Regions from separate parts of the Homo sapiens genome. Here region 2 is linked to region 1. A link is a loop called in an ENCODE intact Hi-C map of the cell type or tissue named here. Cell type or tissue: HCT116. All regions are shown on one strand. Each heading gives the region's core, and the rest is flanking DNA. Links, peaks and the distances in the headings are about the cores only.

Evidence for each region. A loop is a pair of places that touch in the nucleus more often than their neighbours do. Peaks named below come from ENCODE experiments on the same cell type or tissue, not always from the same donor. Only the 100,000 strongest peaks of a DNase experiment are listed, where the experiment ranks them.
Region 2: a loop joins it to region 1, with 7 times the contacts of the local background. A loop is called at or near these places in 2 of 110 quality-filtered maps.

What each region holds. Positions count from the first base shown.
Region 1 is chr1:15,986,418-16,001,516 of GRCh38, reverse strand. It overlaps the pseudogene TBC1D3P6. Among named protein-coding and RNA genes, the nearest start is that of SRARP, 10 kb to the left of the region's middle. RefSeq lists a silencer at 6,725-6,874 and an enhancer at 6,781-7,621. In HCT116, for the core only: a CTCF peak has its summit at 6,789 (motif pointing right); a DNase peak (open chromatin) is centred at 6,786.
Region 2 is chr1:15,590,468-15,607,226 of GRCh38, reverse strand. LOC124903854 (a long non-coding RNA gene) reads left to right here and starts at 3,684. Exons shown (of 3, transcript XR_007065483.1): 1 at 3,684-4,138; 2 at 11,243-11,377. It also overlaps the pseudogene CHCHD2P6. In HCT116, for the core only: a CTCF peak has its summit at 11,936 (motif pointing left); a DNase peak (open chromatin) is centred at 11,936.

The DNA of each region.
Region 1 (15,099 bases), core at 2,516-10,515:
TTTTTTTTTTTCTTTGAGACGGAGTTTTGCTCTTGTCGCTCAGGCTGGAGTGCAATGGTGCAATCTCGGCTCACTCCAACCTGCAACCTCCGATTCCCAGGTTCAAGCGATTCTCCTGACTCAGCCTCCCGAGTAGCTGGGATTACAGGTGCCTGCCACCACGCCCAGCTAATTTTTGTATGTTTAGTAGAGATGGAGTTTCACCATGCCGGCCAGGCTGGTCTCCAACTCCTGACTTCAGGAGATACTCCTGCCTTGACCTCCCAAAGTGCTGGAATTACAGGCGTAAGCCGCTGAGCCTGGCCCCACAATTTTTTTAAAGAAGTAACTGGACACGCGTGATAGCAGGCACCTCTGATACCATAGGACAAGAAGGGTACTTTATGTCTGTGGTCTCCTACCCCAAAATTCCTAACGCCAGTCTAAATATGAGAAAAACATTGGATAAATCCAAACTGAGGAACATTCCATAAAATACATGTACAATCCCCAAACTCTCAAGATCATGAAAAACAATGGGAGACAAAAACTGTCACAGACCAGAAGAGACTAAACAGACATGAAAACTTGCTACAGTGGAGGTATCCTGAATTGCATCTTGAAAAGGGCACTGCAGAAATACTGGTGAAATCTGAATAAAGCCTGGAGTTTAGACGCTAATAATGTACTGATGTTGCTTTCTTAGTTTCGACAAACATTCTATGGTCATGTAACGTGTTGACAATAGGGGAAATTGGATGTGGTGTATACAGCTCTGTACAACCGTTGCAGCTTTTCAATACATTGGAAATTGTTCTAAAATTTACAAATTATTATTGGCCAGGCACGGTAGTTCACGCCTGTAATCCCAGCACTTTGGGAGGCCGAGGCAGGTGGGTCACTTGAGCCCAGGAGTTCTAGGTGAGCCTGGGCAACATGGTGAAACTCCATCTCTACTAAACATACAAAAATTAGCCAGGCTTGGTGGTGCGTGCCACAGTGCACAGCGCACAGCCATAGCTCACTGGAGCCTCAAACTCCTGAGCTCAAGCCATCCTCCTGCCTCAGCCTCCCAAGTAGCTAGGAATACAGGTTCATGCAACTATGTCCAGCTAATTTTAAAAGTTTTTGTAGAGATAGGGTCTCACTATGTTGCCCCGGCTTAAAAATTATTATTATTATTATTATTTTTTGAGATGGAGTCACACTCTCTCACCCAGGCTGGAGTGCAGTGGCGCAATCTCGGCTCACTGCAACCTCTGCCTCCTGGGTTCAAGCGATTCTCCTGCCTCAGCCTCCTCAGTAGCTGGGATTATGGGCGCACGCCACTACGCCTGACTAATTTTTGTTTATTTTTAGTAGAGACAGGGTTTCACCATGTTGGTCAGGCTGGTCTCGAACTCCTGACCTTGTGCTTAGTCTGCCTTTGCCTCCCAAAGTGCTGGGATTACAGGCATGAGCCATCGCACCCAGTCAAAAATTATTTTTTAAACTGCACATAGTGGCTCATGCCTGCAGTCCCAGCACATTGGGAGGCCGAGGCAGGAGGAGCACTTGAAGTCAGAAGTTCCTTGCCAGCCTGGGCAACATGGCAAGACCCAGTCTTCACAAAGACTGAGTGGCTTGGCCCTGGTGCAGTCACATAGGTCCCTGCTAGCTGAGCTGAAATTAAAACCCATTCAGGGCAGGGCGCAGTGGCTCATACCTGTAATCCCAACACTTTGGGAGGCCAAGCCAGGTGGATCACCTGAGGTCAGGAGTTCGAGACCAGCCTGACCAACATGGAGAAACCCCGTCTCTACTAAAAATACAAAATTAGCCGGGTGTGGTGGCACATGCCTGTAATCCCAGCTACTCGGGAGGCTGAGGCAGGAGAATCACTTGAACCCGGGAGGCACAGGTTGCAGTGAGCCAAGATCGCACAATTGCACTCCAGCCTGGGCAACAAGAGCAAAACTCTGTTCAAAAATAAATAAATAAATAAATAAAACCCATTCAGTCTGACTCCTGCGTGGCTCATCGGGCCTGTGGACTGGACTCTCCTTTTCCCTCCACACCCCCATCTGAGCAAATTCAGTCCACGAGCAAATCATGCAGGTGGCACCTTCACAATGATCCTGAGGTGACACTTCTCACCACCTGCCTTCTCCCACCTAGTTTGAGCACCCTTCATCACTTACCTGGACTAACCAACTGGTCCCCCTCTTCTCCCCAAAGGTGTGATGTGGCCTATTAACGCCCGAGCCACAGCTGAACCCTTCTCTGCCCAGGACCCTCTGCTGGCTCCCCAGCTGCTCTGAGTAATAGCTAGAGCTTTGCAGCAGCCGCAGGCCTTTGAAGCTGGGACTTCTCTCCCTGAACTGCCTGCTGCTCTCCCCTGCTCACACCAGGCTGGATGCAAACTTCTTCTCTGGGTCTCAAGCGTACCGATCACGCTCCTGCCTCAGGGCCTTTGCACGAGCCATTCCCGCTGCCCGGAATGCTCTCTGGCCAGATAGCTGCTTGGCTGACCCATCACCTCCTACAAACCTTGCTCAGACCTTGCCTTGAACTCTTGGCTTCAAGTGATCCTCCCGTCTCGACCTCTCAAAGTGCTGAGATTATAGGTATGAGCCACTGTGCCTGGCCCACATTTTTTTTTCTTTTTTCTTTGAGACAGAGTTTTGCTCTTGTCGCTCTTGTCTCTTGGCCATGCATCTAGAGGGCGTCCAGCACAGAGTATGTGCTCAATACACAGGTGAAGAAGGACAATCCACGAGACAGCTGTCCCTCTCCCAGGACCCTGGGAAATGCTGGGGATGGGGAAGATGTTCAGATGTCAAGAGGAATAGGGTCTAGTGTCTGGGCTCTCATTTGAGTGCTCTTCCTGTTCACAGGAGTGGATGGGCTGCACAGTTGGAGCAAAACCGAGATGAGTTTTAAGGGCCACTGAGCATCTTCCCCACTGGCAGTCTTTCCCAGTGTCCTGGGAGATGCACAGCTGTTTCCTGTGTTGTCCTGGATCCCTAGAAGATGGGCCAGGCTTGGAGGTAGAAGGAGAGCTCAGAGGGGAGGGGGCAGAGAAGGGACTGCCCAGATGTGACACATCTGGAGTCTTCAAATCTGCACCAGGACAGATGAGTAGAGCTGCATTTTTCCACCCTGCTCATGTTGGCCTTTTGTGAACTTTGTTTCTGCCCTGTCTGCATTGCCCTTAGGTATTCACTGCAACTAGTTATCACTGGAATAAAAATGGCCATAGGCATTCTGCCCTTCCTTCACCTCTCTCTTCTCCATCCCTTCCTTCTTCCTTCTTCACCTGTGTATTGAGCACATACTCTGTGCTGGACGCCCTCTAGACGCATGGCCAGGGTTGTCCTCATTGATGAGGCAAGATCTGAGCAAGGTTTGTAGGAGGTGATGGGTCAGCCAAGCAGATATCTGGGCAGGGAGCATTCCGGGCAGTGGGAATGGCTTGTGCAAAGGCCCTGAGGCAGGAGCATGATTGATATGCTTCAGGCCCAGAGGGGAGGTCTGCATCTGACCTGGTGTGAGCAGGGAAGAGCGGCAGGCAGCTCAGGAAGAGAAGTCCCAGGTTCAATGACCTGAGGGCATTGCAAGGCTTTAGTTCTCACTCAGAGGAGCTGGGGAGCCATTGTGCAGTGCAAGAGCCAAACTGAATGGGTTCCAATTTCAGCTCAGCTAGCAGGGAGCTATGTGACTGCACCAGGGCTGAGCCAACCCACCTGTGCATGAGTGACAGCACCTCACGGGTTCCAGAGCTCGCATGTCCATGGTCCAGCTTAGTGCGTGGCACGCCAAGAATACTTGAGAAATGGCAGCTAAGGACTGTCGCCTCAGGAGGGTCTCTTCTCATTTCCAAAGCTGTCTTCTGCTTGATGAAATGCACACAGACACTGGGCAAGTATGTGTTGAGCTTCTAATCTCTCCCAGACACCGGAGACTCAGCCATAGACTGGCCGAGTTCCCTGCCCTTGTGCTGCACTCCCCTTGAGGAGACAGATGATGGGGACATGTAAGGAGCTAAGACATCCTGAGCTGGGAAGGAGGGAAGCAGGGGCTAAGGGATGGAGGCAGCTGGTGGGGGCAGGTGGGGGTGGCAGGGATGCCTGGAGCCTGGGACTGGGGCCGGACTCTGCACTGCTCTGCTTGAGGACCTAGCTGGGCTCTGACTCATGAGGGCAGACAGTGGCCAGGGTGAGGCTGGCGCAGTGCAGCCCCTTCCCCACTGCTGAAGACGCTGCCTTTGTGGGGTGGTAGCACAGGCTTTGGGGAGTTGAGAGCCATCCTCATCCTAGAGGTGGTTGTTTCTGGAAGCAAAAATCCAGGGTTTATGCTCCTGGGACAGGGGAACCTTGGGGCCTCGCGTCCTCCCCATAACCTTCGCATTGGGCAGCAAAGGCATCTTCCTGTTGAGTCTGAGGGAGAGAGAAGTGGTGTCACTCGCGGTGTCAGCTTTCATCTCACAGTGGCCCTGTGAGGTAAGGACCATGATCAACCCAGTTTACAGATGAGGACACTGAGGCTCAGAGAAGTTACATGGTTTGTCCAAAGTGACACACTAAGTGGCTGAATGGGATTGAATCCAGGTCTCTCTGAGACAGCCCAAGCTGTTGATGGAACCCTCTGGCTCACGGATGAGCAGGTAAAGTGAACAAACACTTTAGAATGCTTATCTGGGGGTGGGGGTGCAGGGAATTGAGCCTTCTATGGGGCCCGGAAGATTTACAGTTGTCCCTCGGTGTGTGTAGGGGAATCAGTTTCACCACCTTCCACAAATACCAAAATCCACAGATGTTCAAGTCCTGATATAAAATGGTGCAGTATTTGCATATAGCCTAAGTACATCTTCCCGTAGACTTTAAATCATCTCTAGATTACTTATGCAATCACATGTCAGATAATGATATTTCAGTCCATGCCAGAATGCACATAGGATGGTGGTCCCATAAGATTATAATGGAACTGCCCTATACAGGTGCACCATCTCTAAAAATTGATATCTCAAAAGAGATGGGGTCTTTTTATATTGCCCAGACTAGTCTAGAAGTCCTGGGCTCAAGTGATCCTCCCAGCATGGCCTCCCAAAGTGCTGGGATTGTAGGTATGAACCACCATACTTGGCCAGGTGTACCATTTTTTATCATTTATACTGTATTTTTATGATCCTTTTCTGTGTTTAAATACACAAATAGCCACCATTGTTTTTGTTTGTTTGCTTGTTTGTTTGAGACAGAGTTTCACTCTTGTTGCCCAGGTTGGAGTGCAATGATGCGATCTCAGCTCACTGCAATCTCCGCCTCCCAGGTTCAAGCGATTCTCCTGCCTCAGCCTCCTGAGTATTTGGGATTACAGGTGCCCGTCACCATGCCCAGCAGATATCTGGGCAGCCATTTTTTGTATTTTTAGTAGAGACGGGGTTTCACCGCGTTGGCCAGGCTGGTCTCAATCTCTTAACCTCAGGTGATCCAGCCGCCTCGGCCTCCCAAAGTGCTGGGATTACAGGCATGAGCCACCATGCCCGGCCCACAAATAGCCGCCATTATGTTACCATTGCCTATAGTACTTAGTACAGTAACATGTTGCAGAGGTTTGGAACCCAGCAGCAACCAGCTCTACTATTCAGCCCAGGTGTGTGTTTGGCTGTAGCCTCTGGAGGAAGCTAAGGAGAAGTGACCTAAAGGCAGAGGGTGAGTCTGAGGTGGGATCCCAGGACAGGTACAAGAAGTTAGGCAAAAGAGGATGAAATCTGAAAAAATTTCACTATGTTAATATAATTACTGCGTTAATAACTTTAGATAATAGTTAACATTATTATTTAGTTAACAGGATTGCACCCAAGATAAATTAATTTTTTTAAAGAGATAAATTCTCATTCTGTCACCTAGGCTGGAGTGCAGTGGTGCGATCATAGCTCACTGCTTCCTGGAACTCTTGGGCTCGAGCAATCCTCCTGCCTCAGCCTCCTGATTAGGTGGGACTATAGGCACACGCCATCATGCCTGGCTATTTTTTTTTACTTTTCTCTAGAGGCAAGGCCTACCTGTGTTGCGCAGGCTGGTCTCAAACTCCTGGGCTCAAGTGAACCTGCCTCAACCTCTCAAATTGCTGGGATTACAGGTGTGAGCCACTACAGCCAGCCCACATTTCTTAGTTTGGACAAATGTGCCATGGTAATGCAAAATGTCATTACTAGGGGCAGCTGGGTATAAGGTGTAGAGTACACTACAGTGTCTTTTCAATTTTTCTGTGTATCTAGAATCATTTCAAAAGTAAACATTTATTTTAAAACGTGAAAGTGTTTATCCTTCCATGAGTGTAAAGTACAAAAGACAGGCTCATGGTGTCAACGGAAGTCAGGACACTGGTTGTGGGGCCGGGGGCGCTGGAGGGGCTGGCCATGGTTGGCTTTGTGATCTGGGGGCTGGTGTGTTCCATCTGTGAATGTCTTTCGAGCTGCACACTTACCAGGGATGTAAGTCATGTCTTAATACATTTTCTTAAGTTTAACACCAAATAAAATGAGAATGAAAAGCTTGTTTGGGTTGTGGGGATTCGGTTGTTTATCCAGTCATGAGCCCTGGCCTAGATGCTTCTAGAAGCCTGGAGGGAACTGAGAACATTCCAAGTAGAGGTGGCAGAGCCAAGGCCCTGAGGTGGGAACACACTGCTGCATGTCTCTAGCTGTGAATGGGGTCCCCTAGTCGGAAGCAGTGCTGTGTGCCCTGCAGGGCCAGCAGGTCCATGTCCACATTATGGGTCAGTGCAGTGAAAGCCAATCTCAGCCCCCTCCGCAGTGTGACCAGCCTGCCAGCAGGTGGCCAGCTGGTCCATCCCAGGGACTGGGTGCAAGTCTCTTGTCAATAGAGAGGGCGCTCAGCCATGGTGTCAGCCTAGTGAGCCTTGGTAAGGGCCCGTGCAGGATGCTGAACCTCTTCCGTCCCCATGACCGTCTCAAGACCACTTGCTCGGTGGGCGCATCCAGCAGGCGTGGTGGCCGGGAAAGAAGCAGGCTGCATCCATAGGGCGTGCCATTTTGCTCGACTCAGGACCCAGAGCATCCTCCGTAGTAATTCTCTTCGGTGGGAGCACTGGGAACTTGAGCCACAGATACCTTCCAAGTCTGAGCTGCTGAGGCGAGGGCTGCAGGGCGCCCTGCTGTCAGGAAAGCCTGCACCAGCAGCTGGAAGGCACGTGGTGGGGGCGCCTGCTGTGGCTCCAGCAGTGGCTGCGAGGCTTCGGGATCTCACCCAGCTTCTGCGAGGTGAATTGTGACAGTGCAGAGCTCCGCAGTGCCAGGGTCCCCTGCATGGTCATGCTCACTGCAGCTGGGAGCCCACCACACCCCTGGTGCCCCTCACTTCCCAGGGCTGGGGTCTAGTCCAGACCCCTCTTGGCTTGGGAATTGTGCCTTGGGAGGGGGACACTGTCCCACAGGTTGGGACAGAGGCCCCAGGCATGCTGCTGGCTGGCCGGGGCTGCGGGGATGCCATGCTCACCTTTCTCTCTCGTGGCCTTGATGGGACTGGCTTCCCCATTGAACGGGATTTTCCGAGGTGTCTGGGGCTGTGGTGCAGCTTGCGGGGTGCCACCCTGACCCCTTCCAGACTTGCCAGTCACTGACCACCGAGCGGGCCAGACACAGGTGCCACGCTGCAGTCGGGGTATCTCCCGACCTCCCTTTTAGTCCTGATGGGCCTGGGCAGGGCCTGGTTTCGGGGTCCCCATGGGCTTCCTGGGCTAGGCTGTCCCATGGTCCTGGGGCTGTCCAGGACACATTTGGAAGGGACTTGGACCCAGCAGCTCTGTTCAAAATCATAACGGGGGGCAACGAGGGCCCCCCACATCCAGGTTCATAGGGATGGAGCCGTGGCATGGAGTTCCACTGGAGGAACCTCCAGGAAACCTGAGGTTCCCCCTGAGCCAGGGCCAGGCTGGGCACACCCTCAGTCCCCGGTGCCCCCAGAGAATGGCCTGCTGCCCTAGGTTCCATGGAAGCCCCCTCGTGCCACTGGGCCTTGGCCTCACAGATAGTCCCATCAGGACAGGGTATGAAAGGACGAGGCACCCATGGAGGGGAAGCTGACCAAACGGGCCACCCATGGCGGGGAAGCTGGCCAAATGGGCCACTGGAACCGAGTTGTTGGGCCAGGAGGGGCCTGCCTGTCCCCCTGCCAGAGGGTCTTCCTGCCAGGTGAAGCCAGCCCAGGCCTGGGTGCCAAGGACCCTTGCTCAGGTTTGGCTGAAAGAAACAGACGTGGTCAGCATCTCCAGTGAGCCCACGCAGTCCTTTCTTGGCCGGGCTCCACCTGCCTGGGTCTCTGGAGTCCTCAGGGTCTCTGTGTAGCCCCTGTGGTCTGACACTGAGGACACACCTGCAGGCTGCTGATCGCAGACGGAGGGGTCTGTGCCTCCTGTGGTGGGAAGCTGTCGGGGTGCAGCAGGTGGCTCCTGGGACTGCCCTCCCCCAGAGTTCAGGCTGGCTGGGGGCTTCCTGCCCCATGCCGTCATCCCAGGACTGTTGAGCCTGGGATACAGCCTCCAGTCAGAACTCAGGTGGGAGGGGCCTTGGCTGTCACCCAGTCCCCTCGCCACCTCACATGGAGACCTGTTTCCACGGTGGGTGAGAGAGCCCAGATACAGAGCCCCCTCTGCCCTCCTGGGCTGCCCAGTCCATGCCAGGACTGACCGTTCCCACACCTGGCTGAACTCTTGGCTCTGGCTCTGGGCCAGGGGTCCCCCCTGTGCCCACCCACTAAACGCCCTGGTCGGGGATCAGGGACATAGATTCCCTTGTCTCTCTGGCTCAAGGCTTGTTGTCCTGGCACCCTTGGAGGGGTGTTCAGGAGTGAGGAGCCTCTGCTGCTCTCTGAGGCTGTCAGTGCTCGCAGGGAGGGGTGGGGAGTCCCATAGATGGATCTGGTTCCTCCAATGACCCTGAGGGCCCTTTGAAGGGGAGAGTGGGACATGGTGGAAAGTGGGAGGGGGCTTGTTGGAGAGTCTTGCGCACATCCCCCTCCTGCTTGCACAGCACGTCCGGTACACACAAACTGACCACCTGCCCTGAGGACCTGGGGGCCTATTGTACTTTCTTAGAGTCCGGAGGAAGAGGAGGAAGAAAAGGCGAAGAGGAAGGCCCAAGTAGTAGTGTTGGAGGTCCTGGGCACTCCCCAACTACTGACTGCCCCAGGGGGTGACTCGGGAGGGTACCTGGTGCTGCAGGCCACCTGGGGGTGGCAGGTCCCCAGGCTTCCTTGTTTCCTCATAGAGGCCCAAGGGTGTCTGAGAACTGCATCATCATCCAGGGCCCAGGTATGGGAAAACTGGTCCTGAAAACATGCCCACGGCCACACCTGGATATCTTCACGAGGTGCTCTAGGGACAGGGTAGGCATCAGGCTAGGAGTGTTCCCTGGGAGGGGTCAGAGCCCATACCCCGTTACTACCTCAGCATCTCCCACTGGGGAGTGCCGGATCCCTTTGTGGCCACCCCAGGGGTCCAGATGTGCACAGGAGGCTGTGGCTAGGGGGCAGCCTGAGCAGGGAAGTGCTCACCACACTCCTGACTTTCATCTGGGTCATGTAGGGGATGGGCTCCCACAGGAGGGGGTATGTCACTGTTCCCTGCCCAGCCTACCCAGCCAGACCTCCCTCTGGGCCAGAGAAGAGGATCATGGGGACAGTGTGAGGAAGCTGCCACCGGGCCAGTCAGGGTCTGACCCCTGTGCTCCCCAGTCCCCATTGGGCACACGTGGACTTACTCCTCTGAACCTTAAAGGCAGTGCGTGCCATTGGCGTCAACACCTGTTCCCCTTCTAGCAAATACACGTCCCAAAGGCTCAGGGTGAGCCCGAGAGAGATCTGTGGGGACAGCAGGTGTGGGAGGACCTGGCCCTTCCAGGCTGGGGGCTGGTGGCTCGAGCCGGGCCCACTGGGGCTTCAGTCCCCCAGTCACTGACCCTTCCCATGAGGGTCATCAGACCCCTTCAGGAGGCTGGGTCAGACAAGGTCTTGCAGCTCCTCATGGGGGAGCACTCATTTCAGTGGGGATGTGGCTTCTGGAGAGAGGGGCTTCCCCAGGACTTGAGGCTTCCTTGAGCCCTCCCAAGTGGGTCCTGGCCCAGTCTGCCCATGAGGCTGGGCCTGAGTCCCAGCCTCTGCCGTGGGATGACCCCTCTTGGGCAGAGGGCTTTGCTTGTGTGTCCTGCAGATATCTGCCTGTGCCTCCTATGTGCTGGGGGTGAACCGGACCCCTGGGCGAAGAGCAGGGCCCTGTAGGGCAAGGAGGGTCCCTGAGCCAGGGTCTCCCTGTGCCTCCTTACCCCATTGATCAAGCTCCAAAGCAACCAACCTAATGAGGAACCCTGAATGCATAGCCCTTCCTTGTCCTGATGGGAGGAACAGAGGTGCTCAGGTCCCTCTGGGCTGCCCTAAAAACCTCCCTCTTCCAGGGCCCTCTGAAGACCCTTCCCCAAGTGCAGAACACTGGGCGGTGTCCAGGGCTCCTTACACCTTCCCCTCCCTGCACTCCTGGTGGACACACTGTCCTTAGCCCTGCTCTGTGGGAACTGGCCCCAGTCCCTGTGCCTCTGTCTCCTCCAGGGCAGGAAAGGAAACCCAACTCCAAATCCATGGAGAACCCCACGTCCCAGGTCAGGCCCTGGCTAGAACTCACCCTCTCACCAGCCCCATGAGGGTCTGGCAGCCCCTGGCTCCTCCGGCCCCACAGGATGCAGGGCCACTGGGGAAGAGCTGGGGGGACCATAAACTCACTGCGTGCCTCATGGTCTTGGGGTATGGCCTGGGTGCCACATGCTCCTGGTGGTCTTGGAGGCCCTGGACCCTTGCGCTATTTGGGCTGTGGAATCCTGAGAAGCCCCCAGCCCATCATGAAATCAGCCTGCTCCCAAGATGTGGGACCATCAGCTGGAAGAGCTGGACAGCTGCAGAGGCCCCTGAACCCTGAGGTCTCCCACCCTCTCATCTGGGGACCCCACCATGCGGCCTTGGCCCTGGGGAGGAGGGGTGGGAATATCCCCTGGAGCCTGGCTGGAGGTGCTCCTGGAGGCCTCCTGGGCCAGGGTGCTGGGAGGGCAAGCCTGACTTTGAGGCCACGACAGAGGGCGGGTGCTGGGCTTCATGGTGGTCTCCTAGAAGTGGGGTCGGGCCAGGGGACACGGGATGGGGAGATGTTGCCATCAGGGCTTTTTCGGCCCATCTGTGGGTACCAAGGGCAGCTGGAGGGCAGGACCCTCAGGGAGGGGAGAGTCAACTGTACAGCATTCAGAGCCAGAGGGCGTTGCTCCAGGACACAGAGGGTGGCCACGGGGATGATGAGATGCCCTCTGCTGATGGGGGTGAGAGGCATCTGACTCAGGATCTGGGGGTCCCGGTTCAGCCCCAGGACCCTCAACAGAGACATCCTAAAGGCTCCAAACAAGCTGGCAACACAAGGAAGGTGCCTTCACGGAAAGTTGAGATCACCTGCCCAGGGTGGCCGTCCCCGGGTCTGGCTGCATGAGGCCCTGGGGGCAGCTGTCCACCCACCCTGCAGGGAGTGCCTCTCACCAGCCAGCATCTGGGCCAGTGCCCAGAATATGTCCTCCTCAGGCAGATAAAGGAGGAACAAGGCGGCGACGTGGCTCAGGTCCCTGCAGTAGTCTACCTCCTGAGAGAGCCAGAGTTATGGTGGAAAGACATCACCTGGGAGGGCTGAGGTCACCTGGGACGATTCATGTCATCGGAGAGGGCAGAGGTGACTGGGGAAACTTCCTTTGAAGAAGAGGCTTCCTCAGGATGCAAATTCATTTTGTGACAAGAGCCATGTCCATCAGGCATTTCAGCAATTTGTCCAAAATGTCTCCTGAGAGCACTTGTCCTGTGTGCGACACTGCCAAGCTTTGGAGCCCAGTGGATGCCCTTAGTTCCTGGATCCACAGAGACTTATGGAGCCTGTGCCTGGGGCTTTCTAGAGGTGGAGGCGGTGGGGTAGGGGGAAGGGCGGGAGAGGAGGCCTTGCATGGCATAGTGCAGGGCAGGAAGCCAGCCAGGGACCCGTTTGCAGTGACTGCTCCCATCCCCATGCTGACCTCCAAACCCACCCCTACCCCACCCTGGCGCAGGGTCGGGCCTGGGAAGGTGTCCTCTGCTTTGGCCTCAGCAGATCACAAGGAGGAAGCCAGCAGCCCGGTGGGTGCACCACTCGAGCCAATGGTGACCTACAACTTCTACTTCATGGAGCGTGGGGCACCCGCCCAGGAAAGCCCAGGCACACCCCACACCCCTGACCTTGAGGGCACAGGGAGGTGGGGGACCAAGGTCCTGCAGCCCTGTGCATGTGTCCTGAAAGGTGGTCTAGGAGTCCTGTGTGCACCTGTCCAGGGGGGCCCAGAAGCCTGAACAGTGGCAGGGAGGGAGAAAAGGAGGGAGAGAGAAGTGGAGAAGAAGGAGAGAGAAAGAGAGATGGGAAGAAGGGAGTGAGATCGAGAGAGAGGAAGAGAGATGGGGACAGAGACAGAGGAGGCTGAGAGGACGAGGGAGAGAGAGACACAAAAGGCAAAGAGAGAGACAGGGAGAGAGAGGTTCATGAGTAGGAGTTCGGGTCACTCTTGATGCCAGTTCCCAATGCAAACTTAGGTTGCTATCACCTAACCACACATGCAATAAAGTCTTCTGCCTGCTGCTTATAGCCCCCAAGAACCCCTTCTCCTGGAGAATAAAATCTTTTTTTTTTTTTTTTTTTTGAGACAGAGTCTCGCTCTGTTGCCCAGGGTGGAGTGCAGTGGTGAGATCTTGGCTCACTGAAAGCTCCGCCTCCCAGGCTCAAGCGATTCTCCTGCCTCAGCCTCCCGAGTAGCTGGGATTACAGGCGCCTGCCACCGCGCCCAGCTAGTTTTTGTATTTTTAGTAGAGAGAGGTTTCATCATGTTGGCCAGGCTGGTCTCGAACTCCTGGCCTCAGGTGATCCACCCACCTCGGCCTCCCAAAGTGCTGGGATTAGGAGTGAGCTACCATGCCCGGATGAATAAAACCTTTGACGGCTGCCCTTCCTCACTGGATTTTGGTTGTGTCTTCTGATAAACCATGATGATGTCTCTTTGTAGGAATGGTATCGATAAAGAGCCAGATTTGAGAAGGAGTGTAACATGAGGCTTTCCAAACCATTCTCAGCTAAAAGTTTTTAAATTAAAGTTTTAAACTCTTTAGTAGTTGGATCACTGGCATCATCGGTGCTGATGCTAGCTCCCTTTCCTTTCTTTGATTCATTGTTTGAATCTTTTGAGGATCAAACAAGCGTGAAGTTGAACTGAATAGCGCCTTCGCTCTTGATAGTCACATTCTCAGTAACTGGATTATACCTATAATAAAGGAGATAGATCAGAACCACACTCCTTTAGCTGGGGTACCCAAGCCCTGGGAAAACAGGTACGTACAGAATGTGTGGATCGTTGGGATAAATGTGGCGCATCTTCCTAAAGAGATGAAATTTTAATGTTGAGTAATTTATTATTTTTTAATACATTGATTAACAAAGAACAGACATGGATATACTACAAAATATGAACAGTTTTTTTTTTAATATTTTTTTCTTTTTGAGATGGAGTCTCTCCCCATTGCCCAGGCTGGAGTGCAGTGGTGTGATCTCAGCTCACTGCAACCTCCGCCTCCTGGATTTGAGTGATTCTCCTGCCTCAGCCTCCCGAGTACCTGGGATTACAGGCGCCCACCACCACACCTGGCTAATTATTGTATTTTTAATAGAGATGGGGTTTTTACCATGTTGGCCAGGCTGGTCTTGAACTCCCAACCTCAAGTGGTCCACCCGCCTCAGCCTCCCAAAGTGCTGGGATTATATGCGTGAGCCACTGTGCTCGGCCTGGGTTTTTAAGATTAAGTATATGACTTCAAGACAAAGTTAGTTCTTGTAGTGGATACTCACATGTCTCCTGGAATTTGAATTCACTTGTCTTCCATCAGGGTATATGGGTGGCAGGGTGCGGTGGCTCACTCCTGTAAACCCAGTACTTTGGGAGGCGGAGATGGGCGGATCACTTGAGGTCAGGAGTTTGAGACCAGCCTGGCCAACATGGCAAAACCCTGTCTCTGCTAAAAATACAAAAATTAGCCTGGTGTAGTGGCAGATGCCTGTATATATTAATGCTTATTACAATATTTTTAATAGCAAAAAAAGAAAGCAACTAAAGTGTTTATCAGTAGGGAATTTATAAAATTGTGATAGTCATAAGCTAATATTCTATTCAGCTATTAAAAGGAATGATGTAGATTTCTATTTGCTAATATGGAAAGATTGCTTGATACTTTATAAACTACAAAAAGCAGGGTGAACATCAGAATGTATAGTATGATTTATCTGGCAAAGTGAAAGAAATAATAGATAAACTTGTATATGTAAAAACATATTTCCTGGCTGGGCGCGGTGGTTCACGCCTGTAATCCTAGCACTTTGGGAGGCCGAGGTGGGCGGATCACCTGAGGTCAGGAGTTCCAGACCAGCCTGACCAACATGGAGAAACCCCGACTCTACTAAAAATACAAAACGTTAGCTGGGCTGTGGCAGTGCATGCCTGTGGTCTCAGCTACTCAGGAGGCTGAGGCACAAGAATTGCTTGAACCCAGGGGGCAGAGGTGGCAGTGAGCCGAGATTGCGCCACTGCACTCCAGCCTGGGTGGCAGAGTGAGACCCTGTTTCAAAAACAAAACAAAATCAAAACCTTTATATGAATGTTCATTGGAGCATTTTTAATAACAGCAAAAGTGAAAAGAACCCAAATGTTCATCAGCTGAAAAATCAACTGTGGTGTATTCATACATTAGAATATATTTGACAATAAAAAAATGCTGAAGTACTGACGCATGCCACAGCGTGAATGAACCTTGAAAATCAAGTGGCCGGGAGCAGTGCCTCACACCTGGAATCCCAGCACTTTGGGAGGCCGAGGCTGGTGGATCACTTAAGGTTAGGAGTTCGAGTCCAGCCCAGTCAACATGGTGAACTCCATCTCTACTAAAAATACAAAAATTAGCCGGGTGTGATGGCGTGCACCTGTAATCCCAGCTACTCGGGAGGCTGAGGTAGGAGAATTGCTTGAACACAGGATGG
Region 2 (16,759 bases), core at 7,251-15,250, 400 kb after region 1:
TTATTAGTGGTTGCCTAGGGCTTGTGGAGAATCGGGGGATGGCAGTATATGGGAAGTGACTGCTAATGGGTATAGAATATCTTTTTGGAGTAATGAAAATGTTCTAAAATTGATTTGTGGTGTTTGTTATACACACCTGTGAATATACCAAAAACCACTGAATTGTACATTTTATTTATTTTTTGAGACAGAGTCTTGCTCTGTTGCCCAGGCTAGAGTGCAGTGGCGCGATCTCGGCTCACTGCAACCTCCGCCTCCTGGGTTCAAGTGATTCTCTTGCCTCAGCCTCCCTAGTAGCTGGGATTACAGGCATGTGCCACCATGCCCGGCTTCTTTTGTATTTTTTAGTAGAGAGAGGGTTTCTCCATGTTGGTTCGGCTGGTCTTGAACTCCCAACCCCAGGTGATCCACCCACCTTGGCCTCCCAGAGTGCTGGGTTTACAGGCGTGAGCCACTGCGCCCGGCTGAATTGTACATTTTAAATGGGTGATTTTGTGATATGTGATTTAATCTCAATAAAGTTGTTAAAAATTAGTTTTGAAAAGTTCACACTGGCTGTTGAGAATGGGTTGTACCGGGCAAAAGGAGAAACACAAAAATGTTAATGGGGCTAGAAAGGTGGTGACAAAAGAGAGAGAAGCAGGTGAATTAGAGAGATACTTTGAAAAGTCAACAGGACTTGCCAATGGGTTGGACCTGGAGAATGAGGGAGAGGGAGGAATGACTTCTGAGTTGAGGGAAAGTAAACCCAAGAAATGATACACGATCAATAAATCCCAGTATCCAAGAAGTACTCTGTGTTGTACTAGGATTCAGATCCAAGATTCAACTCCTTGGAATGGGTTAGGGTTGGATTTAGGATATTTTACAACACCCTCCCACCTAGATCCAACAAGCTTTTGTGGCAGACCCGCCTGCTCACAGTTCTGCTCACTGAACTCTCCCCACCACCCCCTGCCTCTCTTAAGAGAATCACTTCTGTAGCAGAGTTCCCACAGCTCTGCCCCTCAGCTGCTTTCCTCTTGGGCCTCACCCCTTTTGGACTCTGCTCAATAGCGTCTTGGGATCTGGCTCAGAGTGTAGACTCCTACTTTTCTCATCACTCTATGAGACACACTTTGAACCTCCATTACCTGTGACCATAAATGGCTAGAGATATTTCCAGTCCTTAATTTTAAGTCAGGATGGGGTGGAGTGGAGGTTGAGAGCAGGGAGAGCTCAGAAACCAGAATCCTGCTCTAGACCAGCAGTGCTACCAAGAAGAATAGGTCCCATTTATCGATCAACGCTGTGCGTCAAGCACCTTCCAAATGATTGCTAACATTTCCAAATATTGACTTTGTGCCGGACACTCTTCTAAGCACTTTATGTGTATTGAGTCACTTAATTCTCACAGAAATCCTAGGAGGTATTATCTTCATTTTACAGATGAAACTGAAGGATAGAGGAGGGACAGTCTCTTGTCTAAGGATACACAAGCAGTACATGACGGCACAAGGATTCAAAGCAGGTAATCTGACTCAAGCTCAGTCCTCACCACCAGTTTATATTGCTACATGTAAGACCTCATTTCATCCTTCTAGAAGTCCTCAGAGACAGGAACTGTGAGTAATCATTCCCATTTCATGGATAAAGAAACTGAGGCATGGGGATTTTAATTAATGTACCCGAGTTCACATAGCTAGTAAACGGCAGACTCTCCAAATTGGAAGACAGTTGTGGAGTGAAAATATTTATTATTTTTTTTTTTGAGACGGAGTCTCATCCTGTTGCCCAGGCTGGAGTGCAGTGGCACACCTCGGCTCACTGCAACCTCTGCCTCCCAGGTTCAAGCGATTCTCCTGCCTCGGACTCCCTAGTAGCTGGGATTAAAGGCGTGCACCACCATGCCTGGCTATTTTTTTTTTCTTTTTTGGAAGAAAATGACTTTATTCTAATTAACTCACAAAGAATAAAATCATAACAGCTAGTTTAAGGAGGCCACACAAACATTTGCCCAGTCCCAGATTCTACAGAGTAGGAACACCCTCCCTTCCATTTCAATTCTGAAGCAAGGAAGCTAGGAATGACAGGAGAAGTTTAACTGATGCTTACACTTTATACCCTCACTACCAATTCTATTTTTATACTAAATTAATTAGTATGAGAGCTGATTTTCCATCTCTCCAGGTTGAACTTCTTGATTAGGCCAATCCGTTTGCAAGTCGGCACTGTTTCAGCACCTCATTGAAACCCTCACAGAGCTTGATGTCACCCTGGTTCTCGGCACACTCCAGAAACTGTTTGATCTCACAGAAGCAAGGCTGCTGCTGCTGTGCCGGCTGGGTTCCCTGAGGCTCCTGGTAAGTGATGTCAGGCCTCGCAGGCTCAGCATTACTTCCTCCACTGAAGCCCCCAGTAATGGCATGACCCAGTATGTGCCCCACAGCAGAGCCCACAGCCACGCCAGCTGCAGTGGTTGCCATCTGGGCCATCAGACCTGGCTGCCGGGGCGCAGCAGCAGAAGAGCCAACTGTAGATGGCGGTGCCGCTGCTGGTGGCTGAGCGACTGGTGCTGGCCTGGGTGCAGCTCTCATCTGAGGGGCCCGGCTGGCCGGAGGGGCCATGCGGGAGGTGTGGCTTCGGCTTCCAGGTATCCTAGGTACGCGACGGCTCGGCCTCCGGACGTGTGACAACCAGCGAAGAGCTAAGTGACTTCTTCCGCCTGGCTAATTTTTGTATCTTTAATAGAGACGGGTTTCACCATGTTGGCCAGGCTGGTCTCGAACCCTGACCTCAGGTGATCCGCCTGGCTCAGCCTTTCAAAGTCCTGGGATTACAGGCATGAGCCACCAGGCCGAAAACATTTATTTCTAACCTTTAGAGCACAAACTCTCTGTCTATACTAATTACATGGGGAGTCACCTTGCTGCGCTCCAAAACGCTCAGTTTCATCACCACATGGTCACCAGCAAAGTTTCGTTTCTTTTAAGTGGCGTGATCTCAGCTCACTGCAACCTCTGCCTCCTGGGTTCAAGCGATTGTCCTGCCTCAGCCTCCAGAGTAGCTGGGATTACAGATGCGCGCCACCACACACGGCTAATTTTTGTACTTTCAGTAGAGATGGGGTTTCGCCTAGTTGGCCAAGCTGGTCTCGAACTCCTGACCTCAAGTGATCCCAAAGCGCTGAGATTACAGGCATGAGCGACCACACGCCCGACCTTCACCCATTATTTGTCAGGAAATTTCTGGCCAGCCTAACATTAGCAGGTGTTGACGTAACTAAAAGCTTCTGTCTTACTTTGAGGAAATGCTCTTGCACAACTGAACTAGCCTCATTGACACAATTCTGCACCGTTTCACTGCTTCACCATAGCCAGCCCAGACAAGTCTCAAGCGCCGGTTTCCTTTCTTTGGTCGCACCAGCCAAAGCCAGGACTTTGTAAAAGGATACGGCGCAAACCCCAGGAATGCCTCGCCTATGCGCTCAGAGCCACAACTGCCTTCGCGAAAAGCTCTGCCAAAGGGCGGTTGCGCCGCATCACGTGCCTGCGGCGTAATCTCCCACTGGGCAGCGGCGCTGGCTCACGTGACACGTGCAGGCCAATGCCTGGCGTCCGCGCATTTGGCTCCTGGTTGCTAGGCGACGCCAACCCGATTCTGGTTGCTGGAGTTTATCCTCCCGAGGTTGCTGTGCGAGTTTCGGACTCAGCTCAAGCGCTTGGATCCCTACAGCACCTGCGAGGGCTTCTCCTGGCTGCCGCTTTCGTTCTGGCGAATGTTCGGGGTGGCAGCCCCCCTTCGAGGCTTGCACGAGGGCGTCCCGGCATCCGCGATCAAGCGGGCCCTGCTGCTTTTGGGGCTGACCCTGCGGCTGGGGTGCTGCGGCGTCGCTCTGGCTATGCCCGGTCCACTCACGGACTCCCTGCTTTGGCCTGCTCAGCTCAGGAGAACCGGGCCCGACTCCATTTCGGGCAGTGGTGGACAGGGAAACTAGTGCCTGCCTGTAGTGGTCCCAGGCATAGAGCTTCCTGCAGCTACCCTGTGGCTTAGTTCACGTTTTGTTGCTTTGACCACCGATGAGAAATGTGCAGTAGGGACCCTGTAGGAGTCTGCTTACCCGAAATGGTTTCTGTCTTGAATAGTTGTTGAGTGAAAGGTAACGTGTTTCGATTAAATATATATGTGTGTGTGTGTGTGTATTCCCAGAAGTGAAAAGACTTAAATATTCTTTTTTTTTTTTTTTTGAAATGGAGTCTCGCTCTGTCGCCCAGGTTGGAGTGCAGTGGCGCGGTCTCGGCTCACTGCAACCTCTGCCTCCCGGGTTCTCTGCCTCAGTCTCCCAGTAGCTGGGATTACAGGCGCCCACCACCACGCCTAGCTAATTTTTTTTTTTTTTTTTTTTTTTTTTTTTTTTTTTTAGTAGAGACGGGGTTTCACCATCTTGGCCAGGCTAGTCTTGAACTCCTGACCTCGTGATCCACCCACCTCGGCCTCCCAAAGTGCTGGAATTACAGGTGTGAGCCACTGCGCCTGGCCTAGGATTTTCAATCTAGAAACGGTCGTGGAGTGTCTGGGACTTGTATGTAGCTCGCTGTTTACTAGAGGGTTTGGTATTTCACGTGTATTTAATTTATATTTGGATTGGATTTTACTTACTTTTCTAATCAGCCTGTGAACTAAAGTGAACAAACAGGTTTCAGTGCCCTTTGTTTTCAGACATAAGGAAACATGACCGGAGAAATTATAGTCATGCATTGTTTAACAGAGATATGAGAAATGCATCTTAGGTGAATCTATCATTGGAATATCATAGAGTTTTTTTGTTTGTTTGTTTTGTTTTTGAGACAGGGTCTTGCTGTGTCGCTCAGGCTGCAGTGCAGTGGTGCCATGACAGCTCGCTGCAACCTCGATCTGCTGTGATACTTCTGCCTCAGCCTCCTGAGTAGCTGGGACTGCAGGCCTGCATCACCATGCCAGACTAATTTTTTAAAATTAAATTATATATTTTTGTATATTTTAATTTTCTTTTTATAGAGAAAGGGTCTTGCTATGTTTCTCAGGCTGGTCTCGAACTCCTGGTCTCAAGCAATCCACCTGCCTCAGCCCCCCAAAGTGCTGGGATTACAGGCCTGAGCTACCATGTCTAGACCACAGCCGGCTAATTTTAATTTTTTTTGTATAGACAGGGTTTCTCCCTCTGTTGCCCAGTCTGGTCTCCAACTTCTGGGCTCAAGCAGTCTTCCTGCCTTGACCTTCTAAAGTGTTGGAATTACAGGCATGAGCCACTGAGTCCTGCCCATAGAGTGTACTTACGCAAACCTAGATAGTATAGCCTACTGCACACCTAGGCTATATGATACAGCCTACTGCTCCTACGCTACAAATCTCTACAGCATGTTACTGTACTGTATACTGTAGGCAATTGTAACACAATGGTTGGTATTTTTGTATCTAAACATAGAAAGGGTACACTAAAAATGGTACAATAAAAATACAATATTGTAATCTGATGGAACCACTGTCTTATATGCAGTCTGTTGTTGACTAAAGATCATGTGACATGTGACTGTATTTGCTCAATGTATTGCATGGAGAGGGCCAGTGCTTCTCAAATGTGTGTAGTAACCACTTAGCAATCTTTTGTTTTTTTAAGACGGAGTCTCACTCTGTCACCCACGCTGGAGTGCAGTGGTGCGATCTTGGCTCACTGCAACCTCTGCCCCCCGGGTTCAAGCAATTCTCCTGCCTCAGCCTCCTGAGTAGCTGGGATTTCAGGCGCACACCACCACGCCCGGCTAATTTTTGTATTTTTAGTAGAGACGGGGTTTCACCACCTTGGCCAGGCTGGTCTTGAACTCCTGACCTCGTGATCCACCCCCCTCGGCCTCCCATAGTGCTGGGATTACAGGCGTGAGCCACCGCGCCCGGCCAGGAACCTTGTTAAACTGTATATTCTGATTCATTAGGTCTGGAGCAGGTCCTGAGAATTTCTGCAGTTCTGACAAGCTCCCAGGTGTATATGATTCTGCTGGTGTGATGCACGCCTCAAATAGCAGTAGCCCTAAGTGACACGGTTAATAGCACAATTGCCTCCTTTCCATATCTGATTCTTATGCCCAAACAACAATTTCTTAATATTTATGAAATTTCAGTTACATATGAAGAGAAAGTCATAGGATGGAAATGACAAATAGCGTTGCCAAGATAGAATTTTTATTAAGGATTCATTTTGCTTATTTTATTACTTGAAAATCTGAGAATTCACAATATTGGAAATAATGGGCTTAAAAATATCAAGCTGGCTGGGTGTGGTAGCTCGAGCCTGTAATCCCAGCACTTGGGAGGCCGAGGCGGGGGGATCACCTGAGGTCAGCAGTTTGAGACCAGCCTGGCCAACATGGTGAAACCCCATCTCTACTAAAAATACAAAAATTAGCCAGGCATGGTGGTGGGCGCCTGTAATCCCAACTTCTCGGGAGGCTGAGGCAGGAGAATTGCTTGAACCCACGAGGCGGGGTTTGCAGTGAGCCAAGATGGCACCACTGCACTCCAGCTTGGGCCACAAGAGCAAAACTCCATCTCGAAAAAAAAAAAAGTATCCAGCGACACGGTAGCTCACGCCTGTAATCCCAGCACTTTGGCTGGTCAAGGCAGGTGGATCACGAGGTCAGGAGTTCAAGAACAGCCTGGCCAAGATGGTGAAACCCCATCTCTAATAAAAACGACAAAAATTAGCTGGGCACAGTGGCAGGCACCTGTAATCCTAGCTACTCGGGAGGCTGAGGCAGGAGAATCGCATGAACCTGGGCGGCAGATGTTGCAGTGAGCCGAGATTGCGCCACTGAACTCCAGCCTGGGCGACAGAGAGACTCCATCTCAAAAGAAAAAAAAAAAGTATTAAGCTTTTTGTTGTTAGAAAGTCTTTAACTGCTGGGCGTTGTGGCTCACGCCGGTAATCCCAGCACTTTGGGAGGCCAAGGCAGGCGAATCACCTGAGGTCGGAAGTTCAAGACCAGCCTGACCAACATGGAGAAACCCCATCTCTACTAAAATTACAAAATGAGCTGGGCGTGGAGGCACATGCCTGTAATCCCAGCTACTCGGGAGGCTGAGGCAGGAGAATCACTTGAATCCCGGAGGTGGAGGTTGCAGTGAGCGGACATCATGCCACTGCACTCCAGCCTGGACAACAGAGTGAGACTGTGTCTCAAAAAAAAAAAAAAAAAAAAAAGATTTGTTAGGCAGGACCAGAGCAATGCCAACTCTAGGGCTAATTATTCCCCTGAGGCAAGACCTTCATAAGTACTCTTTCCAATGCCCCACACATTACGAGTTTTTCCAATCTGGATCATAGGAGTAGGCACTATTCCTTCTAATCCAGGGGTCCCAGTCTCCAGGCCGCGGACTAGTACCAGTTGGTGGTCTGTTAAGAGCCGGGCCGCATAGCAGGAGGTGAGTGGCAGGCGAGCGAGCATTACTGCCTGAGTTCTGTCTCCAGTCAGATCAGCAGCAGTATTCCATTCTCATAGCAGCACAAACCCTATTGTGAACTGTGCACGTGAGGGATCTAGGTTGCCCACTCCTTATGAGAATCTAACGAACGTCTGATGAACTGAGGTGGAAGAGTTTCATCCCGAAACTCCAAAAAGGTTAGGAATCGCTGTAGTAATCCTTTTACGTGGTTCTTTCCCCAGCCTTGTGTAGTTTTCTTACATATGTATCCTGAACAGTACTCTGCTGAATGCTAGAGGCGGGGACCTTTTACAGATCTCTGGGGTTCTGTCTGAACAACTCTCTTTCTCTGGTACTCTGTCCTTTCCATCTGGCTACCTTGGTCTCCCTGGACTCAGCTCTGTCTCCTCAGCTCCGGGATTCCACCAGGCCCTTCCTCACTTTGCTCTTCTTGCAGTAGAGCCTGGAAACCCTCAAGGCAGTAAGCTGGAGCAATAATAGGGCTCACTTCACTTGTACTTTTTTTTTTTTGAGACGGAGTCTGGCACTGTTGCCCAGGCTGGAGTGCAGTGGCGCGATCTCAGCTCACTGCCACCTCCACCTCCAGGGTTCAAGCGATTCTTCTGCCTCAGCCTCCCGAGTAGCTGGGACTACAGGCGTGTACCACCACACCCGGCTAATTTTTGTATTTTTAGTAGAGACGGGGTTTCACCATATTGGCCAGACTGGTCTCGGACTCCTGTCCTCGTGATCCGCCCGCCTCGGGCTCCGAAAGTGCTGGGATTACCGGCGTGAGCCACCGCGCCCAGCCATTTGTACTTTTTTCAGGGATTTCTGTCCTTTGTTGCGTGATATCCGGTGTCTTAAAGACCATTTGTTACATTTTGGGGATCCGTATTTTGGTTGTTTATGTGGGAAAGTAAATCTAGCCCCTGTTTATCTTCAGTTCTGGAAGTGGAAGTCCAAATATCACACCCACCTGGCACACTTTTACCACCCCAAACCATTGAATATGGAAACTGTTTTAAGTGAGGTTGTATACTATTGAACTCATATCCAATTACTTCCAGGGGAAGCTATTATCCTGTCTTGATATCCCTAACAGACTTAACCAATGCCTGGCACTTGGCTGACATTCACTAAAAGCTGGAGAGCATGAATAAACTATTTTTAGCAGACAGCTGTTGATCAGCTTATGGTGTTTTCTTCCAACATTTGTTGATGGGCTTTTGCAATTTTCTTTTTGCCTGCCGGCAGCAAAAGGAAGCCAGGCAAAATGGACATTTCTGGGACTTGTTACTCATGATTGTAATTATCCACAAAAACGCACCCTTTAAAAAGCTTTGATAGGCATGAAGGAACTTTTGGGGGTGATAGAAATGTTCTAAAACTGAGTTGTGATGGTTGCACAAGGGGACGAAAAATCATTAACTTGTACACTTAAAAATGGGTGAATTTTGTGGTATGTAAATTACACCTAAAAAAAAGCTTTTTTAAAAAGCTTATCTGAAAGATTTCCAGGCATTTTAAGGTGAAAAAAGGACACATTGCCAACAATTTGTACAGGAGAAACCTGTACTTTTTCCAAAGTCTCATATGAATTAAAGTACAACCTTGAGGCCAGGTGCCTGTAATCCCCACACTTTTTTCCCAGCACTTTTGGATGCTGAGGTGGGCAGATCACTTGAGGCCAGGAGTTCGAGACCAGCCTGGCCAACATGGCAAAACCCCTTCTCTACTAAAAATACAAAAATTAGCTGGCTGTGGTGGTGGGCACCTGTAATCCCAATTACTCAGAAGGCTGAGGCAGAAGAATTGCTTGAATCCAGGAGGCGGAGGGTTGCAGTGAGCCAAGATTGCACCACTGCCCTCCAGGCAGGGCAACACAGCAAGACTCCATCTCAAACAAAACAAAACAAAACAAAACAAACAAACAACCTTGAGCAGGAGTAGGAGCAGACTATGGTCAACTTATACTTTGTACAATACATATGTATTAGGTGTAATCAGGAAAATATTAAAGATTTTAAAAGAAAGACTAACACTGAGAAAAATCAAAGGGCAATTCCAAGAGAAAAGGGGCTTATTTGATCGAAAGGGAAGATTCCATTTCCTTCTCCACTGGCTCCTAATGTGGTGGTGGTGGGGCGTGGGGGTTCACACCAAAAAATTCTACAATTCTCTGCAGACCTTAGGAGGGTGTCTGTCAGTCTCTTGCTATAATGGAATGCCTGAGGCTGGGTAATTTATCAAAAAATGAAGTTAAGGGCTTGGCGCGGTGGCTCATGCCTATGGTCCCAGCACTTTGGGAGGCTAAGGCAGGTGGATCACCTGACATCAGGAGTTTGAGACCAGCCTGGCCAATATGGTGAAACCCCATCTCTACTAAAAATACAAAAATATTAGCTGGGTGTGGTGGTGGGCACCTGTAATCCCAGCTACTCGGGAGGCTGAGGCAGGAGAATTGCCTGAACCCGGAGGCAGAGGTTGCAGTGAGCTGAGATCGTGCCTCTGCACTCCAGCCTGGGGACAGAGTGAGACTCCATCCCAAAAAAAAACCAAACAAACAAAAAACGAACAAACAACAACAAAATGAAGTTAACTTGGCTAACAATTCTGCTGGCTGGAAGATGGAGAAGCTGGTGAAAGCTTCAGGCTGCTTCCACTCATGGCAAATGGTGAAATGGAGCCAGTGTGTGCAGAGATCTCGCAGCAAGAGAGAGAGAGACAGGGGAGGCGCCAGGCTATTTTTAGCAATCAGCTCTTGTGGGAGGGAAAAGAGTGAGAACTCACTGACCCCTTCCCCGCAACAAGGCATTGGTTATTCATGAGGGATCTACCCGCATGACCCACACCCTGCCATTAGGGGATAAACGCTCAGCATGAGATTTGTAGGGAATAAACATCCAAACTTTAGCAGTGTCCTATGATTTATCTCAATCCTGACACTATCTACCTGGAAATAGCATCAGATTCCCCAGGTTACAGGCTTAGTCCCTTAAGACTGCCCCCACTTCAGACACTGGGTGCCAGTCCCAGGTTGTCACCTGTACTTCTTGCAGACTCGCTATAAATTAGAAGTTCCCACCATTCCCTCCTCTCTGGGTTTGATCATCTGCTAGGACAGCTCACAGAACTCAGAACGGTCTACTAACCAGATTGCCATTTATTATGAAAGAATATAACAGGAACAGCCAGTGGAAGAGCTGCATAGGGCAAGGAACATGGGAAGGGATCTGGAGCTTCCATGCCCTCCTCAGGCACGCCACCCTCCCCGCAGCTCCGTATGTTCACCAACCTGGAAGCTCCTTGAACCCCATTCTATCAAGATTTGATGAAGGTTTCATTACATAAGCATGAGTAACGAAATGATTGATCATTGAGCTTTTTTTTTTTTTTTTTTTAGAGACCCAGTCTCTAAAAAAAAAAGAAGAGAACAAATACTTTATCAAACCATTTATGTTATACTATAGGAAATGTATCATACATGCTTTATTTGTATGAGATGTCTATATCTGCACTTCAAGCATTAATTCTTACCTTCCAAAAGTGCTTAATAATGTTTTTCTGGGTTTAATTGCCTAGCACAAGTTGGCTTATATTTGGATTTGTCTAAACAGCATTTTTCTACATGTCCTTGACCTTTGTGCACTTTAGAACCTTGGTTTTAAGCTACAGTCCTGTTAATCATCAATTATCAAGTATTCATTCTTACTAATAACTTGAGTCAGATCTATGTACCCAGAGCATATAGTTCATAATTAATAATTAGCTCTTGCATTTGTCTAATGCTTCCTTCCTCTCTAAGGACCAGGTTGATGGTGAACATCATCACTGGAAAGTCAGGAAAGGTTATAGTCCCTACTTTGCAGAGGAAGAAGGACTACTCAGAAGCAGCTGACCTCCTTGGGCAAAGCGAAATGCCATCTAAAAGAATGCATAGGTGACTGGCTGGGGCTTGAAAGAAATCTGAATATTTTCTTCAATAAAAAATTAAATGAGGGCCGGGGGCGGTGGCTCATGCCTGTAATCTCAGCACTTTGGGAGGTCGAGGCGGGTGGATCACGAGGTCAGCAGTTCGAGACCAACCTGACCAACATGTGAAACCCCGTCTCTACTAAAAATACAAAAATTAGCCAGGCATGATCGCGGATGCCTGTAATCCCAGCTACTCAGGAGGCTGAGGCAGGAGAATCGCTTGAACCTGGGAGGCAGAGGTTGCAGTGAGCTGAGATTGCACCACTGCACTCCAGCCTGAGTGACAGAGTGATACTCCGTCTCAAAAAAAAAAAAAATTAAATGGTACACAGATGACATTATGATACCCATTGTATAATAAAACTGTTGAGATTTCAGGATGAAATTACATTGACTAAATTTTTTTCCAGTGATTTAGGAGGTGACATAAACTGTGTCACCTGACTAATTGAAGGAGAACTCTGTCCATTTCCTGAATTATCTTTTTTCCTTTGTTAGATCATCAAGTAGAAGTTTTCTGTGCCCTCTCCTGGCTTGATTCTGAAACTGCATAACATTCAGCCTCACTGGGTGGGTCTCTGAGATAAATTCATGCTCTCCCCTTCCTCTCTCCTGCCCATAGGAGGCTTATTTTATTTTATTTTATATTTTATTTTATTTTATTATTTTTTGAGATGGAGCCTCACTCTGTTGCCCAGGCTGGAGTGCAGTGGCACCATCTCGGCTCACTGCAACGTCTGCCTCCCTGGTTCAAGCCATTCTTGTGCCTCAGCCTCTCCAGTAGCTGGGATTACAGGCATGTACCACCACGCCCAGCTAATTTTTTTTTTTTTTTTTTTTAAGTAAAGACGGGTTTCGCCATGTTGACCAGGATGGTCTCAAACTCCTGGCCTCAAGAGATCTGCCTGTCTTGGCCTCCCAAAGTGCTGGGATTACAGGTGCACACCACCCCACTGGGCTAATTTTTCTATTTTTAGTATTGATGGGGGTTTCACCATGTTGGCCAGACTGGTCTCGAACTCCTGACCTTAAATGATCCACCCGCCTTGGCCTTCAAAGTGCTGGGATTACAGGCGTGAGCCACTGTGCCTGGCTTTTTTTTTTTTTTTTTTTTGAGAGGGAGTCTCACCCTGTCACCCAGCTAGAGTGCAGTGGCGAAATGTTGGCTCACTGCAACTTCCACCTCCTAGGTTCAAGCAATTCTCCTGCCTCAGCCCCCCAAATAGCTGGGACTACAGGCATGCACCACCACACCCAGCTAATTTTTTGTATTTTTAGTAGAGGCAGGGTTTCACCATGTTGGCCATGCTGGTCTCAAACTCCTGACCTCAAAGGATTGGCCCAACTCGGCCTCCCAAAGTGCTGGGATTACAGGCTTGAGCCACCGTGCCCAGCTGATAAGTGTGTAACTTTATAGGCAAAGTGAATAGAATACTGGGGATTTTGACAAGCTTTAATGTCACAAAGATTTTTTTTTTTTTTTTGAGTTAGAGTCTCGATCTGTTGGCCAGGCTGGAGTGCAGTGGTGTGACCTCAGCTCGCTGCAACCTCCACCTCCCAGGTTCAAGCAATTCTCCTGCCTCAGCCTCCGGAGTAGCTGGGATTACAGGCGCCTACCGCCATGCCCAGCTAATTTTTGTATTTTTAGTAGAGACAGTGTTTCACCATGTTGGCCAGGCTGGTCTCGAGCTCCTGACCTCAAGTGATCCACCCGCCTCAGCCTCCCAAAGTGCTCAGACTACAGGCGTGAGCCACCGTGCCAGGCCACAAAGATTCTTTGCTTGGCCAAACTTTAGCACCCCACCTGGCTTTTTGGCTATAAATTCCCACTTGCCATGCCGTTGTAAACCAAATAATGTCTGAGACAGGTCTCAGACAAGTTTATTTTGCCAAGGTTGAGGATGTGTCTGGGAAAGACACAAGCTACAGTGGTATCTGTGGCCTGCGCTCTTTCCCAAGAGGATTTTGAGAACTTCAGTATTTAAACGGGAAAATTGGGCAGGAGGGGAAAGAGGACAGTCAATTGTTCATAAAATTATTCAGAAAATCCACATTTTACATTAAATAACCTAAACATAGAGTAGAGGAAGAAGTCAAATATGCGTTTGTCTCCAGGTTGGCGGAGGTGGGGGTCGGGGGAATGATCCCCAGTCTTATCTTTGTCCCTTACTTGTGAAAATAAGCTGTTAATTTACATTGTCAGGATGAGGGAGGTCACCTGGGGAGATATGTGGCCTCTGTCTTGCAGCTACCTGTTTAGGAACCAAAAAAAGTGCAATGTTTTACATACTCAGTTCCCAAGCTTAACTTTTTCCTTTGGCATAGTGAGTCTGGGGTCCCGGGATTTTCTTTTCCTTTCACACTATATTGGGTTGAGAGTCCAGTCGCTCTCCTCAACTACAAGATTCCATTGCAGTGGTCACTATACCTATCTCAAGGGTCCTGAATATTTTTCCTTACCATGCTTTAACAAGGATCATTAGATACTTTTATCTTTTTTTTTTTTTTGTCAGGGTCTCGATTTGTTGTTCAGGCTGCAGTGCAGTGGTGCAAACACAGCTCACTGCAGTCTCCACCTCCTGGGATCCAGCAATCCTCCTACCTCAGCCTCCTGAGTAGCTGGACTATAGGTGTGCGCCACTGTGCCCAGCTAATTAAAAAAAAATATATTTTTTTTTTAGAGACAGGGTCTCACTATGTTGCCCAGGCTAATTTTTTTCTTTTTCTTATTCTTTTTCTTTTCTTTTTTTTTTTTTGAGACAGAGTCTTACCCTGTCACCCAGGCTGGAGTACAGTGGCGCCATCTTAGCTCACGGCAACTTCCGCCTCCTGGATTCAAGCAATTCTCCTGCCTCAGCCTCCTGAGTAGCTGGGAGTAATTACATGCACACGCCACCACACCTGGCTAATTTTTATATTTTTAGTAGAGGCAGAGTTTCTCCATGTTGGCCAGGCTGGTCTCCAACTCCTGACCTCAGATGATCTGCCCACCTCGGCCTCCCAAAGTGCTGGGATTACAGGCGTGAGCCACCGCGCCCGGCCAGGAAATTTTTTCCTTTAACAGATGAAAGCATTCTGAACATGCTAAACAATATATTTTTATTTAGGGCTAGGGGACAAAGAAGGTGAAGATGAGTGTTGAGGTTGTAGCAAGGCGAATGAGTGTCACAGAAAGCCCCCAGCCAGGCAGCCTGGGGAGGCTGGAGTTGCGGCAGGATCATTTCTGAGCTTCCGCAAGCACAGACAAGTTCAGCGTTGACACCTTCTGCAGAGCCCTTACCTCACCATTCAGCAGGCCAAATGGAATCAATCCATGCAGACAGCTGAAATGCACACGGTGTTTTCCCCACACTCAGGCTGTCAGTTTTGTTGACTGAGATACTCATCACCCCAGAGCTGCTTTTCACAGTTCTAGAAGATCTGTTCAATCATTCATTCACTCACAAAACATTTATTCCTTGTGTTTTACAAGGTACTGCCCTTGGAGGACACCCAAAAGGTTGAAGTAGATATTGGAAATTATAGTTTACTAGATGGGTACTTCTCAACCTTCTTCCTGTCATGGCATACATAGAAAATGATACAATTTATATCTCTCACTGAAGTTAACTGGGGGGAGTTTGGATCCCTATCAGATTTGGTGAAAAAAATTGATGTTTTCTACATATTGTATAATTATGATTTGGAAAAAAATCAAATTATTAGGGAAAGCATTAAATATTGAGCTAATATAATACAAAAATTAATACAAATAAATACAAATAAATAATAAATACAAAAATTAGCCAGGCATGGTGGCGCATGCTTATAGTCCCAGCTACTCAGGAGGCTGAGGCAGGAGAATCACTTTAACTCGGGAGGCGGAGGTAGAAGTGAGCCAAGATCGCACCACTGACCTCCAGCCTGGGCGACAGAGCAAGACTGTATCAAACAAAAAAAAAAAAAAAAAAGAGATGGCGTCTCACATCTCGCTGTGTTGACCAGGCTGGTCTTGCACTCCTGGGTTCAAACAGGTCCTCCCTCCTTGGTCTCCCAAAGTGCTGGGATTATAGTCATGAGTCACTGTACCTGGCCAAGTTTTAGCTTTTCTGTGAAGGTAGCTGTTTAATATCAGGTTTTGTTTTGTTTTGTTTTGTTTTTTTGAGACAGAGTCTTGCTCTGTCACCCAGGCTGCAGTGCAGTGGCGCGATGTCAGCTCACTGCAACTTCTGCCTCCGGAGTTCAAGCGATTCTCCTGCCTTAGCCTCCCGAGTAGCTGGGATTACAGGTGTGTGCCACTGCACCTGGCTAAATTTTTTTTTTTTTTTTGAGACAGAGTTTTACTCTTGTTGCCCAGGCTGGAGTGCAATAGTGCAATCTCAGTTCACTGCAACCTCCACTTCCCAGGTTCAAGCGATTCTCCTGCCTCAGCCTCCCTAGTAGCTGGGATTACAGGCATGTGCCACCACGCCCAGCTAATTTTGTATTTTTGGTAGAGACAGGATTTCTCCATGTTGGTCAGACTGGTCTTGAACTCCTAACCTCAGGTAATCTGCCCGCCTTGGCCTCCCAAAGTGCTAGGATTACAGGCATGAGCCACCGTGCCTGGCCAATTTTTTGTATTTTTAGTAGAGACGGGGTTTCACCATGTTAGCCAGGCTGGTCTTGAACTCCTAACCTCAGGTAATCTGCCTGCCTTGGCCTCCCAAAGTGCTAGGATTATAGGCGTGAGCCACCGTGCCTGGACCAATATCAAGTTTTATGCTTGATATTTGCGTATTTGCTACATGGAATAATAATCAGAACTTTTAAAGAATGATCTCTTCAAATTCTTGATACCCTTGAGCTCAAGGAGGTAATACAAATCCTAAAATAAATGTTAAATTCAAAAATTTACAGAAGTTGAAATTGTCTTTTCTTTCATTAACAAATGTACAATTGAAATTTCTTGTGATAACATGAATGGATTTTTATTTTTTATTTTATTTAATTTTTTTTTTGAGACAGAGTCTCACTCTGTCACCCAGGCTGGAGTGCAGTGGTGCGATCTCGTCTCACTACAACCTCCACCTCCTGGGTTCAAGTGATTCTCCTGCCTCAGCCTCCTGAGTAGGTGGGATTACAGGCGTGCACCACCATGCCCGGCTAATTTTTGTATTTTTAGCAGAGACAGCATTTCACCATGTTGGTAAGGTTGGTCTCAAACTCCTGACCTTGTGATCCGCCTGCCTTGGCCTCACAAAGTGCTGGGATTACAGGTGTGAGCCACCGCACCTGGCCAGATTTTTATTTATTTATTTTTATTTTTATTTTTTTGAGTCGGAGTCTCGCTCTGTCACCCAGGCTGGAGTGCAATGGTGCAATCTTG